Regions from separate parts of the Homo sapiens genome. Here region 2 is linked to region 1. Evidence: chromatin loops called from intact Hi-C (ENCODE). Cell type or tissue: mammary epithelial cell. All regions are shown on one strand. Links, peaks and the distances in the headings refer to the core of each region. The heading gives the core; the rest is flanking DNA. Region 1 has its middle 19 kb from the start of YWHAB. Region 2 has its middle 21 kb from the start of LINC01260.

The links. A loop is a pair of places that touch in the nucleus more often than their neighbours do. Peaks named below come from ENCODE experiments on the same cell type or tissue, not always from the same donor. Only the 100,000 strongest peaks of a DNase experiment are listed, where the experiment ranks them.
Region 2: a loop joins it to region 1, with 6 times the contacts of the local background. A loop is called at or near these places in 98 of 110 quality-filtered maps.

The regions. Positions count from the first base shown.
Region 1 is chr20:44,862,772-44,871,107 of GRCh38, forward strand. No RefSeq gene overlaps it. Among named protein-coding and RNA genes, the nearest start is that of YWHAB, 19 kb to the right of the region's middle. In mammary epithelial cell, for the core only: a CTCF peak has its summit at 4,989 (motif pointing left); no DNase peak of the experiment used is centred there; H3K27me3 peaks cover 420 bases.
Region 2 is chr20:44,688,861-44,697,196 of GRCh38, forward strand. No RefSeq gene overlaps it. Among named protein-coding and RNA genes, the nearest start is that of LINC01260, 21 kb to the left of the region's middle. RefSeq lists a silencer at 7,610-7,659. In mammary epithelial cell, for the core only: no CTCF peak of the experiment used is centred there; a DNase peak (open chromatin) is centred at 4,291; H3K27ac peaks cover 351 bases.

The DNA of each region.
Region 1 (8,336 bases), core at 130-8,129:
CATTAAAGCCTTATGTCAGGAACCATTTGTCATTATTCTTGCAAAATATTTCTTTCTTACAGTGGATTAATAAGAAAGTGAAGTATTTCTTTTACTCATGTTCCTTCCTCACACCTGGCTCACTTCCCTTGTTTATGTTACCAGACTGGAACCCATAAGTACCTGGGCTTTCAACCCTTGCACCAGGCTGAAAACTTCTTGAAAACATATACAGGCTAAGTGTAGTGGCTCACACCTATAATCCCAGAACTTAGAAAGACTGAGGTGGAAGATCACTTGAGCCCAGGAGTTCGACACCACCCTGGGCAACATAGTGAGACCTCATCTCTACTAAAAATAAAAAAAATAAATAAAAAAAATTAGCTGGGCATGGCACCCACCTGTGGTCCCAGCTACCTGGGAGGGTGAGGTAGGAGGATTGCTTGAGTAAGGGAGGTTGAGGTTGCAGTGAGTCATGATCGCTCCTCTGCATCCAGCCTGGGTGATACAGCCAGACCCTGTATCAAAAAAAAAAAAAAAATGAAAAAAGATACAGTGCTTCGTAACATCTCTGTAGCTCCAACAGCCAGCACAGTGCATAGCTCAGAGTAGGTCTCTCGTAATGAATATAACTCTTGCTACTAGAAGAAGAGAGCCTCTTTATAAATTCTTTCATCTTCTTCATCATCCATTCTAAGGCAGGAAATTAAAGAAAGAAAGAAAAATAAAATTAAAAAGAGAAATAAGCTTTCCTGTATTAGGCTGACTTGTCCCAGAGGCAGCAACGGGCATAGCCCAGACCCAGGGAAAGTCTTGATAATACTATCTAAGAAGGCAGGACACAAAGGAATGTGCTCTGGAGACTCTCCCAGCACTCCCTCAACACAGGGAGAAGAAAAACAAATTTTCCTTTGTTTTATGGTATGAGTTTATAGATTCTTGTTCTCTGTAACTGGTGACTTAAAGTATTCTGTTTTATCTAAGCAGTGGTGTGAAGGTCACAAGCTGTCTGAGCAGGCCACCTGGGCCCATAGTGCAGGCCATGGAATAAGCCATGCTAGGCACTAGGCAAACCTAGATAATGGACATCTGGGTTGCATAGCAACGGTCATGTGTAACCCTGAGTTATGAACCTGTTACAATTTGATTAACTGTCTTTGTCCTGCCTCTGTATCCCTGCTTTCACACTGCTGTAAGCCTGCTTCAAGTTAGCCCACCCCTTTTTAAAGTGTGCATAAAAGCCAAGTGCTGTCTTTGTTCTTGGCCCAGTCTTTGGATGTTAAGTCGGCTGGGTCTGAGTGCACTCAATAAAGATATCCTCCTGCATACACTCCAAGGTCTCCCTCTGGTCCTTCTGATTCCACAACAATTCAACAACGATTTTCTGAGTTCACCTATAAGCCTATTTTCCTTCCTCAGTGTTCTTTCTCTTTGATGTCCTGGTACCTCTTGTAAACCCTAAATACTCAAAACCCCTCCTTAGATTGCCCTTTTACGTACCTCTTGCAAAACTTTGATGTTAGCAATTACATAAGAGAAGATCATAAAAACCATTAATTAGTAGTGAGAGTATTAATGTCAGTAATAAGTAGATATTAATGTTATTTACTGAGAGTTTCCCATGTATATCAGTTTGTTCTCACAATGCTAATAAAGACATGCCAGAGTCTGGATAATTTATAAAGGGAAGAGGTTTAATTGACTCACAGTTCCACATGGCTAGGGAGGCCTCACAATCATGGCAGAAGGTAAATGAGGAGCAGCAAAGTCACGTCTTACATGGTAGCAGGCAAGAGGGCATGTGCAGGGAACTCCCCTTTATAAAACCATCAGATCTCATGAGACTTATTCACTATCATGAGAACAGCATGGAAAAAACCCACCCGCATGATTCAATTACTTCCCACTGGGTCCCTCCCACAACATGTGGGAATTACGGGAGCTACAATTCAAGATGAGATTTGGGTGGGGACACAGCCAAGCCATATCACCATGTACCAAGAACTTTACATAGATTTCCTCACTCCAGCTTTACAACCCTGTGTATCATTAGTCTTCATATTAGTCAGGACTGTAAGTTGCAAGTAGAAAAAAAGTAACAACCAACTCTCAAATGGTTTAAGCCAAAAGGTTCATATAACTGAAAAATCAGATCTAGTATTCATGAAATCATTATGTGGATGACATAATTCTAAGAATTTTACATGTATTAATTCTTTTAATCCTGTGAATAATATTTTAAGAAAGGTACTAATATAATTTCCATTTTGCAGACAGGGAAACTTGAGTACTGAGAGTTCACAATTTTACATCTGAACCCACTTTCTGTGTGTAAGGGAATTACCTACTTCATTCAACTCCTTGGAACCCAGAGTTCAATTCTGCAGAGGAAGCAGAAAATGCCATGTCCTCCCTGCATGGAGGACATCAGTGTTGTGACTTAGGCGTTGCCCATCAGGTGCATCTGCCATGGACTTCGATTTTCAAACTCATATAGAGACTGTTCTCTGGCAGGTGTGATGAGAGAGTAAGATCCAGTTCCAGAGATGACAATCCAGTGGGGTTACGGGCAGCACTGGCTGTCTGGAACCAGAGGGCCAGTAGTGTCCCCAGGCCAATTCTGTTGATGTGAATGGAGACACCATGCCTGGCTTCTCAACCTCTGAGTTTGGTTCCCCTGTGATTCTATAATCTACTCCATATGCATTCAACAAAACTCGTGTGAGTCAATATTCCATAATAAACTCCCTTACATATATACATCTATCCTATTAGTTCTGTCCCTCTAGAGAACCCTAATACACTATCTCATAAAATAAATTAAAAATTAAAGAGGAAGAAACTGAGGATCAAAGAAGTTAAGTAATTTCTTTAGAGTCCCACAGCCACGGAATAGAGAAGTTAGAATTTGAATGGCTCAAATTTTGTTTTACTTTTGTTATTTTTTTGTTATTGCTTTTCTCATTTGGCTTGCAATAATGTTCTTAATTTTGCTTTTTCCCACTTTCCTGATTTAAATGCTCCCTATAAAAATTTAAATATATAAAGTTATAAGGAAGAAAGTAACATTCTTTGAAATCTCATCAGCATATAATAACTACTGTTAATATTTTACTGGGCATCTTTCATGCCTGTCTTAACGCGTATGGGCAATAGAAGTAACCTTTTTCATAAATCATAACAAATAATACACATTCTTTTAATCAAGAGCACCCTTTTTAAGTGTGATTTTTTTTTCTTATCTATCCTTTTCTTCTTCCTTTTCTGACCTCCATTAATCTCCCTTACTTACTCCACACTTTCTGGCTCACGATAACCCCTGTTAACAACTGATGTGTACACTTGCAGAATTTTCTCCAAGCCAATATAATTATACATTTCTTTATAGAAGTCCTGTTTTTAACTCTTGCAATATTCATATTAAAGGACACTAATGGGCTGTGCGCAGTGGCTCGTGCCTGTAATCTCAGCACTTTGGGAGGCCGAGACGGGAGGATCATTTGAGGTCAGGAGTTCGAGACCAGTCTGGCCAACATGGTGAAGTCTCATCTCTACAAAAATATATAAAACTTAGCCTGGCACGGTGGCATGCACCTGTGGTCCCAGCTGCTCAGGAGGCTGATGCTGGAGAATTGATTGAACCCAGGAGGCAGAGGTTGCAGTGAGCCCAGATCGCGCCACTGCACTCCAGTCTAGATGACAGAGTGGGACCCTGCCTCAAAAAAAAAAAAAAAAAGAAAAGAAAAGAAAAGAAAAGAAAAGAAAAGAAATAAAGGACACCAGTGGTGGCATTTGGGGCACCAGACAGTAACTGTTGAAAGAGATTTCAGCCATAGAAGGAGCCCTTCTTGACACCCCTAAAATTGCACTGCTGAGGTGATTGTCACGTGAGCTCACCCCGTCACAGTTCTGGAGTGAGCGTGAGAAGGCTGAGGGTGAGCACCTCTGTCCCCACCAAAGAAATGGATCGCCAGGCCCTGGTCTCGTGGTTTCCAGGTTTGCTTGCAGGCCTGCCTGCGAAGCTCAAGGAACTGCAGAGTCACTTCTGTCTGGAGCTCCTGAATGCAGTCCAGCTAACCTTCCCTACCCGGAAGCCCTTCAACATCTTTTCTCCATTCCCTTTACGGGTTTTATTCTTCTTTTGCCTGCTCAGCAATTTTCACCAGTCCAAGGACCGAATGCTCTGCTCTCAGATCAATAGCCCTTGGGAAGTACTGCAGACAGTCTCTGAGATGCACCCTAGCTGCTCCTGCAAAGGAATTGCTTTCTTTCTGACTCAGTTTCACTTGAATTAAGCTTCTTCTGCTTTATGAAAGCAGCCTCCTTCCAGAGCACAAGTTGACATCAACCCAGAACCAGAAAGAAATCAGTGGCTGGAACTTGTCTTATTCATCTCTGGAAAGTCCAGCTCTCCAGCAGAGGCTTAGAATTCTATTTCCTTTTTTGTTTCTTAGTCATTGCGCTTGAGAAGGCATTTAAAGATGCTCTTTGGCTAGAGTAAGTGCTCAGTAAGCATTTGTTGGCGAAGGGATAAAACAGTAAAGATGGAATAATCAGCATTTGGTAAATGGTTGGTGAAGGAGAATCAAATGAGATAACACATGTGAAATTGATATGTAATCTGTGAATAGTGAAAATTGTTCCTGGCCAGGCGTAGTGGCTCACACCTGTAATCCCAGCACTTTGGGAGGCCGAGGTAGGCGGATCACTTGAGGCCAGGAGTTCAAGACCAGCCTGGCCAACATGGTGAACCCCCCCCCTATTAAAAATACAAAAATGAGCCAGGCGTGGTGGCACATGACTGTAATCCCAGCTACTTGGGGGGCTGAGGCAGGAGAATCCCTCAAACCTGGGAGACGGAGGTTGCAGTGAGCCGAGATCGTGCCATTGCACTCCAGCCTGGGCGACAGAGCGAGACTCCATCTCAAAAAAAAAGAAAAAGAAAAAGAAAAAGAAAAAGAAAACCAAAGGGACTCGTCCGCAGCGTTATCTGCTGGCGCCATCTTCCGGAAATAAGTTAGCACAACAGGTCTATTTCTGTTTCAGCGGGGCGTGAGGGCACTGGAAATGCAGGCAAGGAGGGGAAAAGAGAGAATGAATTTTAGCAAAATCTCTCCATCTCCTCTGTCCTGGATCATCTAATTACTCTACCAAGATTATCATTTTAATGTAATAGTACTACTAACATGCTAGCACTTGTTTTGAGCACCTAGTACGTACCAGATACTGTGCTCAGTGTTTTACATGTGTTATTTCATCCTCACAGTAACTGCAAGAAGTGTATATAGTAAGTCCTCACTTAACTTCTTCGATGGGTTCTTGGAAACTGCGACTTTAAGCAAAATGATGTGCAGCACGTCCTCAAGTAATGTCCTTCCATTATGATTATGAGGGAAAAAATGGTTTCATCATACATCATTTCACTTAAAGTTGCAGTTTCCAAGAAACTATCAACATTCAGTTGATATTAAAAACCCGAGGCATACAAGGTGTATAGTGGACTTATCATCTCTAGGATTACATATCTAGTTGGTGTTTGGGATAAGACTGAAACCCAGTTCTGTCTGACTTCAGAGCCTGTGGTGGGCTGTTGTGAGTCAGGTCCCGAGGAATCAGACTCCAATATGGAGATTTGAAGTCAGGAAGTCTATTGCAGAGTGCTGTCGGGATTACATCTGTGGAAAGGAAAAGTCAAACTGCAGTGCAACCTCAGCAGAGGCCTTGGCTAATGCCATGGGGAATATAGAGCTGGGATGGCAAGAGGACAGGACCTTGGAATGTCCACCTCGAACAGTCATAGGGACTCAGCTGAGAGCTGCCAGCAGCCAATGCTCCCAGCAGCTGGGGGAATAAATGCCCCATCCTGGGGATGGGGGTCTGGGTGGCACACCACAGTATGCACTGCAGCGCCCACTACCTATTCCCCATGCATTGCTCCTCAAATAAGGGAGATGGCTGGGAGGGAGACAACATCAGTGATGGGGTAGTGGAGGAGGAATTCAGAGAGTAAAAATGGTTTTGTCTGTCTTCCATCCACCTGTGACCTAGGCTATGCATGCCATCCAGCTGCAATAACCAATACATTTGGGTCATTCATGTTGATATAATGTATGGATTATTTTATGGGTTGCAAGCCATTAACAAATAAATAAAATGCAATATTCCACTGGCTGATTGGAGATGCATTCTTTGACATTCTCAAATAAGAAATGGAAGAATTGGCCAGGCACAGTGGCTCACGCCTGTAATCCTAACCCTTTGGGAGTCCAAGGCTGGGGGATCACTTGAGGTCAGGTGTTTGAAACCAGCCTGGCCAACATGATGAAACCCCATGTCTACTAAAAATACAAAAAAAAAAAAGCCAGGCGTGGTGGTGGGCGCCTGTAATCCCAGCTACTTGGGAGGCTGAGGCAGGAGAATCACTTGAACCCAGGAGTCGGAGGTTGCAGTGAGCCGAGATCATGCCACTACACTCCAGCCTGGGCGATAGAGTGAGATTCCATCTGAAAAATAAAAATAAAAATAAAATAAAAAGGAGATGGTGCCTTCTGCCCTGGGGTTAAAAAAATTAAAAAATTAAATTAAAAAGAGATGGATCTATTTGTATAATATGGAAAGACCTCTAAGACATATTTTTGCATGAAGAAATAAGATTCAGTACCCTAATAAACTATATAAAAATTATATCTATTTCTAGAGTTTTACATACACTATAAAAGGATGGAATTTTACCGACTTGCCCTATGGAAGGATTCTACATCCCCACCCCACGTAAGTCAGGCATAGCCATATGATTTGCTTTGGCCAAGGGAATTTGAGTGGAAGTGACATGTGAGACATCCAAGCAGAAGCTTTAAGAGGCTCCCCCATTCTCTCTTTTCCTTATTCCATGAGATCAGCATGTTCCAGCTGCTTCTTCCAGCTGTGTCCAGAGATACAGCTGAATTCAACCCATCACAAACATGCAATTAAGATATAAATTTTTAGGCTGGGCGCAGTGGCTCACGCCTGTAATCCCAGCACTCTGGGAGGCTGAGGCAGATGGATTGCTTGAGCTGGGGAGTTCGAGACCAGCCTGAGCAACATGGTAAAACCCTGTCTCCACAAAAACCACAAAAAATTAGCTGGGCCTTGTGGCACACATCTGTAGTCCCAGCTACTTGGGAGGCTGAGATGAGAGGATCACCTGAGCCCAGGAGGTCGAGGCTACGGTGAGCCATGATCATGCCACTGCACTACAGCCTGGGAGACAGAGTGAGACCCTGTCTCAACAAAAAAACAAACAAACAAAAGACATAAACTTTTATTAATATAAGACACTGAGACTTTGAGGATGTTGTTATTGTAGGTTATTGTAGCATAACCTAACCTACCATCACTGATAATACATGTTGCTATATATAACTGATATGTGGTTACTTCTGGGGAGGAGAAATGGCATTGGGAGGTGGCGATCATAGGGAATTTTAGTTTTTAATCTTTAATATTTTAGTTTTCTTACAATAAAAATATATCCACACATTACTATGTAATAAATATACATTATTTTAAAATGAATACAGCAGGTATTTCCCTACTTAAAATTAAATGCCAAAAAATATCTTTTTTTTTTAGACCGAGTCTCGCTCTGTTGCCCAGGCTGGAGTGCAATGGCATAATCTCGGCTCACTGCAACCTCCGCCTCCCGGGTTCAAGCCATTCTCCTGCCTCAGCCTCCTGACTAGCTGGGATTACAGGCGCTGGCCACCATGCCCAGCTAATTTTTGTATTTTTAGTAGAGACGGGGTTTCACCATGTTGGACAGGCTGATCTCAAACTCCTGACCTCAGATGATCCACCCACCTCGGCCTCCCAAAGCGCTGGGATTACAGACATGAGCCACTGAGGAGCTCTATTTCTGATTAAACCTATAGACCTCTCTGAGTTAGGATCTCAGCCCTTGTTCCATTAAAATGAAAAGCCAAAATTGGTTGCATGTATAGCAAAGACCTTGAAATATCATAGACTGCCTTGCAATTTCAACTTCTCATTCAAGCCAAACAACAGCCCTCTTTATCTTTGAAGTTTACTTTTGAGCAAAATCAAAGTGGCTAGACTCCCTGATCCACTGCCTAGTCCCCAGCTTCATGTGTGTCAGATAGTTACAGTGACCAGAGCAAGAGTAGCAGCAGCACCTCTGGCCTCTCAATCACATCTATGGTGACTTTGAAACAAAAGCCTCCTGGACTTCTGCAACTCCTGCTCTTCTCATGAATTTGTAACCACCTAATTCCCTATAGTCAATCCCTTTCTGCCTACAATACCTAGAGTGGTTTCTGTTCCTATCTCCTGCACAGAGGCATGACTTAGTACAGGTT
Region 2 (8,336 bases), core at 197-8,196, 170 kb before region 1:
GGTTGCAGTGAGCCGAGATCGCGCCACTGCACTCCAGCCTAGGCGACAGAGTGAGATCCGTCTCAAAAAAAAAAAAAAAAAAAGTAGCCCAATTCATAGGGACAGAAAGTAGAATGGCAATTCCAGGAGCTGGGAGGAGGGGGAATAGGATGTTAGTGTTTAATGGGTACAGAGTTTCAGTTTTGCAAGGTAACATTTTGGAGAGGTTTGGTGGTGATGGTTGCAGAACAATGTGACTATATTTAATGCCACAAAACTGTACACTTCAAATGATTAATTAGCTAATTTTTGGTTTTTTTTTTTTTGAGATGAAGTCTCGCTGTGTCACCCAGGCTGGAGTGTAGTGACGTGATCTCGACTCACTGCAAGCTCCACCTCCTGGGTTCATGCCATTCTCCTGCCTCGGCCTCCCTAATACCTGGGACTACAGGCACCTGCCACAACGCCCAGCTAATTTTTTGTATTTTTAGTAGAGACGGAGTTTCACCGTGTTAGCCAGGATGGTCTCGACCTCCTGACCTCGTGATCCACCTGCCTCGGCCTCCCAAAGTGCTGGGATTACAGGCGTGAGCCACTGTGCCCTTCCTAATTAGCTAAATTTTATGTTATGTATATTTTGCTGCAATTAAAATTTTTCAAGTGAGGTATCTATAAGGAAAGGTGAGAAAATATGTAAGATACAAAGATAATAAAATCCAGAGCAAGAACAGTATATAAGTCCTGTTTCCTTATGTTGAAATATATCAAAATATTCAACAGAAGACCCCAGGATAGGAAAGATGTGAAATTCTAGACTGGATCATCAGGTCCGACGGATTTACAAAGAAGGTGGCCGAGGATCTCTCTCCCCAGCCTTCACCCCCTCACTGACTGTGGGAAAATAAAGGGCTTGGGGTTTGGGGAGGAGGTGTTGCAGGAGGAGCGGCAGCTCCAGCTATGAGACCTCACCCAGAGGGGGCCAATACTGCCCCTCCAGATGCCAGGCAGGGGACATGGAAGGGTTTGGGGATTCGTTGTGGGCTGGGGTGGGGGTAGCTTGCAGGGGTCTGCTTGGGTCTTGTTCCCTAGGGCCTCCTGGAGGGTGGAGTGGTCTTAGCAGCAAGAAGCTGGAGTTGGATGTTGGATTCCTGAGGGCCGAGGAAGGACTTGCAAGGGACCTCCAGAAGGAGAAGTGCATCCCCCCCAGGGTCAAGAGTGAGGGAGCCCTGCAGCAATGGCCATCTGTGGGACATCTGTGACACTGTCAGCTGGAAGCCAGCAGGATGGCGGCAGCTCAAGTGAGACCCTTCCCCTCCCCTTACTATCTCCACAGCCCCCACTTGTGGGGGAGGGGAGGAGGTCCAGAGAAGGAGCCCCCCAAACTGCCTCCCCAGGACAGGCCCCAGCTGGGCAAGGGGAGAAGGTTTAAACCTAGATCCAATTGGGAGTTTGGATTAATAGCTTGACTGGACATTTTAAATTTGAGTTGAGACCATGTTTGTGACTTAAAGTGATGGTAGAACTGTCTTATGTAAGAATTGGGGCCAGGCACACTTTGGGAGTCCGAGACAGGTGGATCACTTGAGGTCAGGAGTTCGAGACCAGCCTGGCCAACATGGCAAAACCTGCCTCTACTAAAAATACAAAAATTATCCAGGCATGGTGGTGTGTGCCTGTAGTCCCAGCTACTTGGGAGGCTGGGGCAGAAGAATCGCTTGAACCTGGGAGGCAGAGGTTGCAACGAGCAGAGGTTGCCCCACTGTACTCCAGCCTGGATGACAAAGTGAGTGAGACTTCGTCTCAAAAAAAAGAGTTGGTCCCATTCTCCAGTGGGCTAGCCTTGGCTTGTCTCATGGTGGAGGAGGCTGGCGGGGGTGGGTCAGGTTCAGGGGGGTGGGGGAAGGTGGGGAGCAGAGGGTGGGAGAGAGAGAGAGAGAGAGACTGCAAGGACTGCATTCTTTTTGAGGCTCAGGCTCAGAACTAGCACAAGGTCACTTCCACCACATTCAATGGACCAAAGAGAGTCCCAAAGCCAACCCACATTGGAGAGAACGAAGGCAAAGTCACATTGCAAAGGGGTGTGGAAACAGATAGTGGTGCAGAATCTGGCCCGCTTTCATAATCAGTCCACTGGAAGACTTTGTTTTCCTCGCAAGGAAGGTTGGAAATGTAGACTCACTGCTTGTCCAGGCAGAAGAGGAAATGAGTTCAGGGAAGAGCTTGCCAGTCCCCAGCCTTTGCCCAGCCCCCTACTCATGCACATTTAGGCACACACCTACTGTGTGCTCAGCCCAGCAGGGTAGATTAGAGAGAGCGAGGGCGTCGGGATAGAGGGCCTGATTCCCCAACCGGGTGACTATCACTTCCGGTCTCATGACCTCCATGTTCTCATCTGTAAAATGGGGATAAACATCCTCATCATCTCTCCTGCCATTGGTATGGTGGTGACAAAAAACACTTTATCGATTCATGAAAGTCATCAGACAAAGTGGATGATGCTGTCCCTGCCCTCAAAGGTGTTAAATAAAGAAGATGAGAATTCAATACATGTCCCCAGCTCTGGTGAGACTGTAGGGGTTGTGTTAACAAGGGAGGGAGAGACATCAGAGAGCTGTTGGCAGGGGAGAGCCCTGTGGCCAAGCCTTGACAGATGGTGAACAGAATCTGGAAAGACAGAGGGCATGGGGCATGGCAGGGTGTGGAAACAGCACACTTGCAAAAGTGTGGAGGCTGGACACATGTGATATAAGGCAGGGTCCCCTACCCCATGATTCAAAGCAGAAATTCGCAAAGACTTTGATGTAGGCTGGGCTGGGAGTTGACTACACTTGCATGCCTGTTGCTTGGCAGGATGGCTTTCAAAAAAGAAAAAAATATAATAATGAAAGATTGAAAACAGATTATTGGGGAGAAAAGTATCCCAGGCGCTAGACGGCTGTCTCTGCAGCCTCTGGCTCCTGTCCCACCCATTCCCCGGCCCTGACGCAAGGCTGGCTGGAAGAAGGTGTTCTCGAGATTGTTCAGGCTGAGGGCCTGACTGGCAGGAGACTGAAGCCTACCCCATTCCTGCCTGGGTGCCAAGCTCTGCATGAGGTTTAAATATACCCACAGCCTGACACTATGCCCTAGATCATGCTAAATGTTTCCATACTCCTTGAATTCTCTTCTCAAGGTTCATTTATTGTCCCCATTTTTCAGATCAGTAAACTGAGGCCCAGAGAGGTTAACTGGTTTGCCCACAGTCACACAGCCAGACAAGTTTGAGTATGTCTGATTCTATTGCCTTATTCCAGGTTTGGGATACAGGCAGAGTAGGGAGAGGTTTAGGATGGTAAAGAAGAATGTTCCAGGAGGAACAGAGTTAGTGTAAGGGCAGTCTAATCTAGAGTCAGAATTTGGAGCTGTTTGTTACAGCAGCATGACCTAGCCTATCCTGACTGATACAAATCATGGTAAACTAATTTATATGTCCTGAAAAATATTAGAACTTAGCATCTACCTCTTAGGAGAGCTTTTTTTTTTTTTTTTAACTTTTACATTTTGGCAAAACACACCGAACATAAAATTTACCATCTAAGCAATTTTAAATGTACAATGCATGGCTTTAAGTACATTCACATTATTGAGTTTCTATCACCATCCTTCCACAGAACTCGTCATCTTGCAAAACTGAAATTCTAAACCCATTAAGGAAACTTCTCATTTCCCCCTCCCCAGCCCCTGGCAATTCCACTTTCTGTCTCTATGAATTGGACTACTTTTGACAGATACCTCCTATAAATGGAATCACACAGTATGCATCTTTCTGTGACTGATTTATTTCACTTAGCATAATGTCCTCAAGCTTCATCCCTGTTGTAGCATGTATCAGAATTGCCTTCCTTTTTTAAGGCTGAAAATCTTCCATTGTGTGGATACACTATATTTTGCTTATCCACTAATCTATCAATGGACACTTGAGTGCCTTTCACCTTTTGGCTATTGTGAATAATCTGCTATGAACATGGACACACGAATATCAGAGGCAGCCTTTTCAAGCAAAGGGTTTTTGGGGAAAAAGCCACTGTCCAGGACTCTAGGCTTGGCCACTAACTTGCTGTGTAGCTGTGGGCACATTGCTTCCTGCATCGTGTATGGCAATTCTAACTCTCTCCACCTTCACTGCCTACTCACAGCCGTGTGCTGGGGACCAGATTAGACCATGGACTATGAAACTCTCAGCAAAGAAAAAGCCACGAGGGGCTGTTATTGTTATTACTCAGTGGGGTCAGGGCAGTGGCTTCCCAAAGGCATGAGTCACTCATGGTGGAATTCCAGACATCAGGAGGGCCGTTCTGGGCAGCAGAGCCCAGATTCCAGACAGAGCAGTGACCCTGACCCGGAGCCCCTAGGGGAGCCACACCCTTTCTCTTTGGCCACTGGCTGCTGTGAGGAAGGAGTCAGTGAATGTCATAATCATATGGGCACTTAGGGTGAGAGCCTCCAGTCCCACTGCCTCACGTAACTATTTAAGGAGGCTCAGAAAGGGTCATGCACTTGCCCAGAGTCACACAGCTAGACAGTGGTGGAAGCTGGCCTGGGTCAGATTTGGACATCTACAGAAGCCCTTCTCCTCCCTGCTCGCACCCCTCTTAGCCCCAGCATGTGAGGAAGGCAGCTGTCTCCCTGAGCTCCGTCCTTCTATGCCTTGGGTTTAGCCATGTTGACTGCTGTAACAAATAACTCCAAAACCTCAGTGGCTTTGCATTATAAATGCTTGGTTCTTTCTCACATCAAACTGCAATAAGTCTTGACAGGAGGGCTCTGTTTTCTGCAGGTCATATAGGGATTGAGACTTTTCCTATTTGTGGCTTTCCTCATTCTCAGAGTCCTCTCCATTCAGCAGGCAGATGGCAGAAAGATTGTGGGTAGAAGATTTTTATAAGCCAGACCTGAAATCAGTACAATTATTTTTGCTTACATCCCATTGGCCAGAGCTCAGTCACATGACCACATCTAACTGCAAAGAAGGCTGGGAAATGTATCCCACATGTGTGCCCAGGAAGAAGAAGATGGCTATTGGTGAGCCTTGGTAGTCTTCCACAAGAACATGACCCAGTTCTGGCCAATAAAACATAAAGAAAGTATGCTGGGACAGGAGGTTTGAGAAGGGCTGGCCTCAATTATTATATAAAAAGGGGTGTGGGGAAGGTCCCCTATTCTTTCCCTTTAAGTGGTTGCATGAGGATGCGATGTCTGGAACTTTGGCAGCCATGTTGAGAGCATGACGGGCCAAGCCTCAGGGCTACAGCCAATATACTGAGGGTGCTGAAGCCAAAATGCGGGTCCTAGATGACATCACTGAACCTCTGAATGAACCAAAACTGGAGCCACGTAACCTCCAGATTTCTTGACTGCGAAGGCACCTATTATTGAATTCAGGAGTAATAGGGTATTCTATTACTTGCAGCCTAAAACATCCTAGCTGATTGACACTCAGGTGCAAATGCTGAAAACAGCTAAGAGGACAAGGTTAAGCCATGCCAGCTGTTACAACGAATAACTCCAAAACCTCAGTGGCTTTGCACTACAAATACTTGGTTCCCTTGAAACCCCTCCTCTGCTTGAAGTTAGGTAGAGCCAAGTAACATAGCTTTGGCCTACTCTGGATGTTGTGCTTTTTTGGGGAAGTTGGGGACAGAGCAGCAGTTCAAGCACAAAATGACCTGGCTGCTTTGTGCCAGGTCCTTTATACACACAGTGTATACACGGGAGCAAAATGCCTGGACTCAAATCTTGAGTCTGCCACCTCACCAGCCATGTGACCTTGGGCAAAGTCAATCAACCTCACTGAGCCCTAGTTTCCCCATTGAAAACATTGGGGTGATTATAAATATTCTACCCACAGAGTAAAGGATTAAATGTCCAATTCAGATAAAGAACTTGGCACATTATCTGTAAATAAACACTTAAAAGATTCTGACCAGAGCCTGGTGGGATGTGAGTAATATCAACCCCACCTTAGAGATGGGGAGTCTAGGGTTCAAGGAAATGAAGTCCAAGGACATATAAATAATAAGAGACAGAGCCTGGATTTTAATACAGACCTAATTGAACACCTGCTATGTGCCAGGCATTGTGTGAGGTGTTTAGATATATTATCCCATTGAACATACTAGCAATCCTGCATGGGAGGTATTATTATTATCATTATTGTTATTCCTATTGGACAAATGAGAAAGCCAAAACTCAGAGAAGTGAAAAGACTTGCCTACAGGCCAGGTCAAGATGCAGTACTTGAACCTAGGCTGAGTCCAAGCCTTTATTCTTTCCACCATGTATAAGCCTCCCTAACAGAAGCCCACCAGACTATTATAGTGGAATTGTAGGCATCAGAGGAGTAATACATTTGGCTCCCATGGCTATTCAGGGTTCCCTGAAGTCATCCCCAAAAGCTGGCTGCCAGTCCAGCCTGTCACCAAGGTTGTCCTGGTGATGGCTTTACCCTCACTCCTCCAGTAGAATAACTGGGCCCTGGAGTGGATGGTCCTGAGGGAGGAAGTTTGGCTCACTTGATAAAGCAGAACTTTCAAACACTTTGAGCTCATCCATGATGGAATAGGCTGCCTTGGGATGCGATGAGTTCTGTGGTCCTGGGAGGATACAAGCAGAGAAAGTCTGGTGGCCACCTGCAAGGAAGATTATTAAGACAGTTACTGCATAGAAAGTGAAATTAGATTCAAAGACCTTTCAGGTTTGAAATCTGTGGTTGCAAGATTCTCAGGTCCCATTTTCTCAGATTCCAGTCTAAGATTACATGATACTCAAAATCCAGGAATCTAAGGCTGCACGAGTTTTCTCCTTGGATTTTTTGTTCCCTATTTAGGCAGTTAGACTGCAGAACATCTACTGACTCAGGAAACAGATGTGTTAGTAAAAGCAGAGAATACATTTCTGGGTTTCAAAAACACCCCTTCCTCCCAGGAAAGAACATTCCTAAGAGACTTGGGCATCTTGAACACCTAATGAATCTGAAAGAGGCTCTCACTTTCTGTGACTGTCTTTAGGGACTGTCCACAAATACTCTGTTTCTTTTCCTTTTAGGGTGCCTTAGTCTGTTCAGGCTGCTACAGCAAAACATCTTAGACTGGGTAATTTATAAACAACAGAAATTCATTGCTCACAGTTCTGGAGGTTGGGAAATTCAAGATCAAGGCTCCAGCAGACTCAGTGTCTGGTGGGAGCCTGTTTCTTATAGATGGTGACTTCTGTGTGTCCTCACATGGCAGAAGGGACAGATGGGCTCCCTCAAGCCTCTTTTACAAGAACACTAATCCCATTCATGGGTGGAGCCCTCCTGACCTAATCAACTTCCAAAGGCCCCACCTCTTAAGGCTATCACTGTGGGGATTAGGTCTCAACATCTGAACTTTGGGGAACACATTCAGACCACAGCACAGGCCCATAGTAGGATTTCCACTTGAACTCCCTCCTCTGCTTGAAGTTAGGTACAGCCAAGTAACAAGCTTTGGCCAATGAAATGTGTGCAGAAGTGAAGTGTGCCACTTCCTGGGGGAGACTTTAGGAGCCAGTCTGTGGCTTGATGCTTTCTCTTGCCCTCTGCTGTGCAACAGTTGAAATGGTGGTTGTTCTATCAGCTGGGATCCAGGAGCAAGGAGACACAGAGCAGCGCAGCAGCTGCCCAGCAGGGGACGTGCATCAGGAGCCACTGAGAAACAGGACTTGAGCGTTGCTGTTACTGTAGCAGAACTCACCCTACCCTGACTGATGCACAGCTCTCCCCTCCCCTCCCTCCTTCCTCCCATCTAAGAAGGCTGGGAAGGAGGTCAGAGAAAAAGCTATGAGTGAGCATATTTTGGATTTTGTTGGTCAGTGGGCCCCAGAGAGCTTTGAAGAATTCAGAAGCAGAGAGCAGGGAGGATCTCAAGAGATAAAATGGCCAAGAGGGCCAGAGACAACCTCACGCCTAGATACAATTGGGGAAAAAAAATGAATGGAGCTGGGAAAGTGATGGGGTTGGGGAAAAAAATCCCAATTGAATAAGATGAATTTTCTGCCCACATATGGAATGGAGCATTGAAATGAGAATGAATTTAAAATAGATTACATTTCCAGCCCATCTGAATTTCAGACTGAGAATATCTGCTGCACATAATTCAAGATCCCACAGTCTCAAGAGGCTTGGGTCCTGGGCTTTGACAATGACTCTTTTCCTGGGCAGAAGGTTGTACATGGACACTGGGAGCACCTAGGCCTGGAAGCTGGGAGAACTAGGCTCTCCTGTCTGATGTCACTTTCCCTGTCACTTTCCCAGGGAGGCCTTCCCTGACTGCCTGACTTAAAAGGAACTTCCTCTA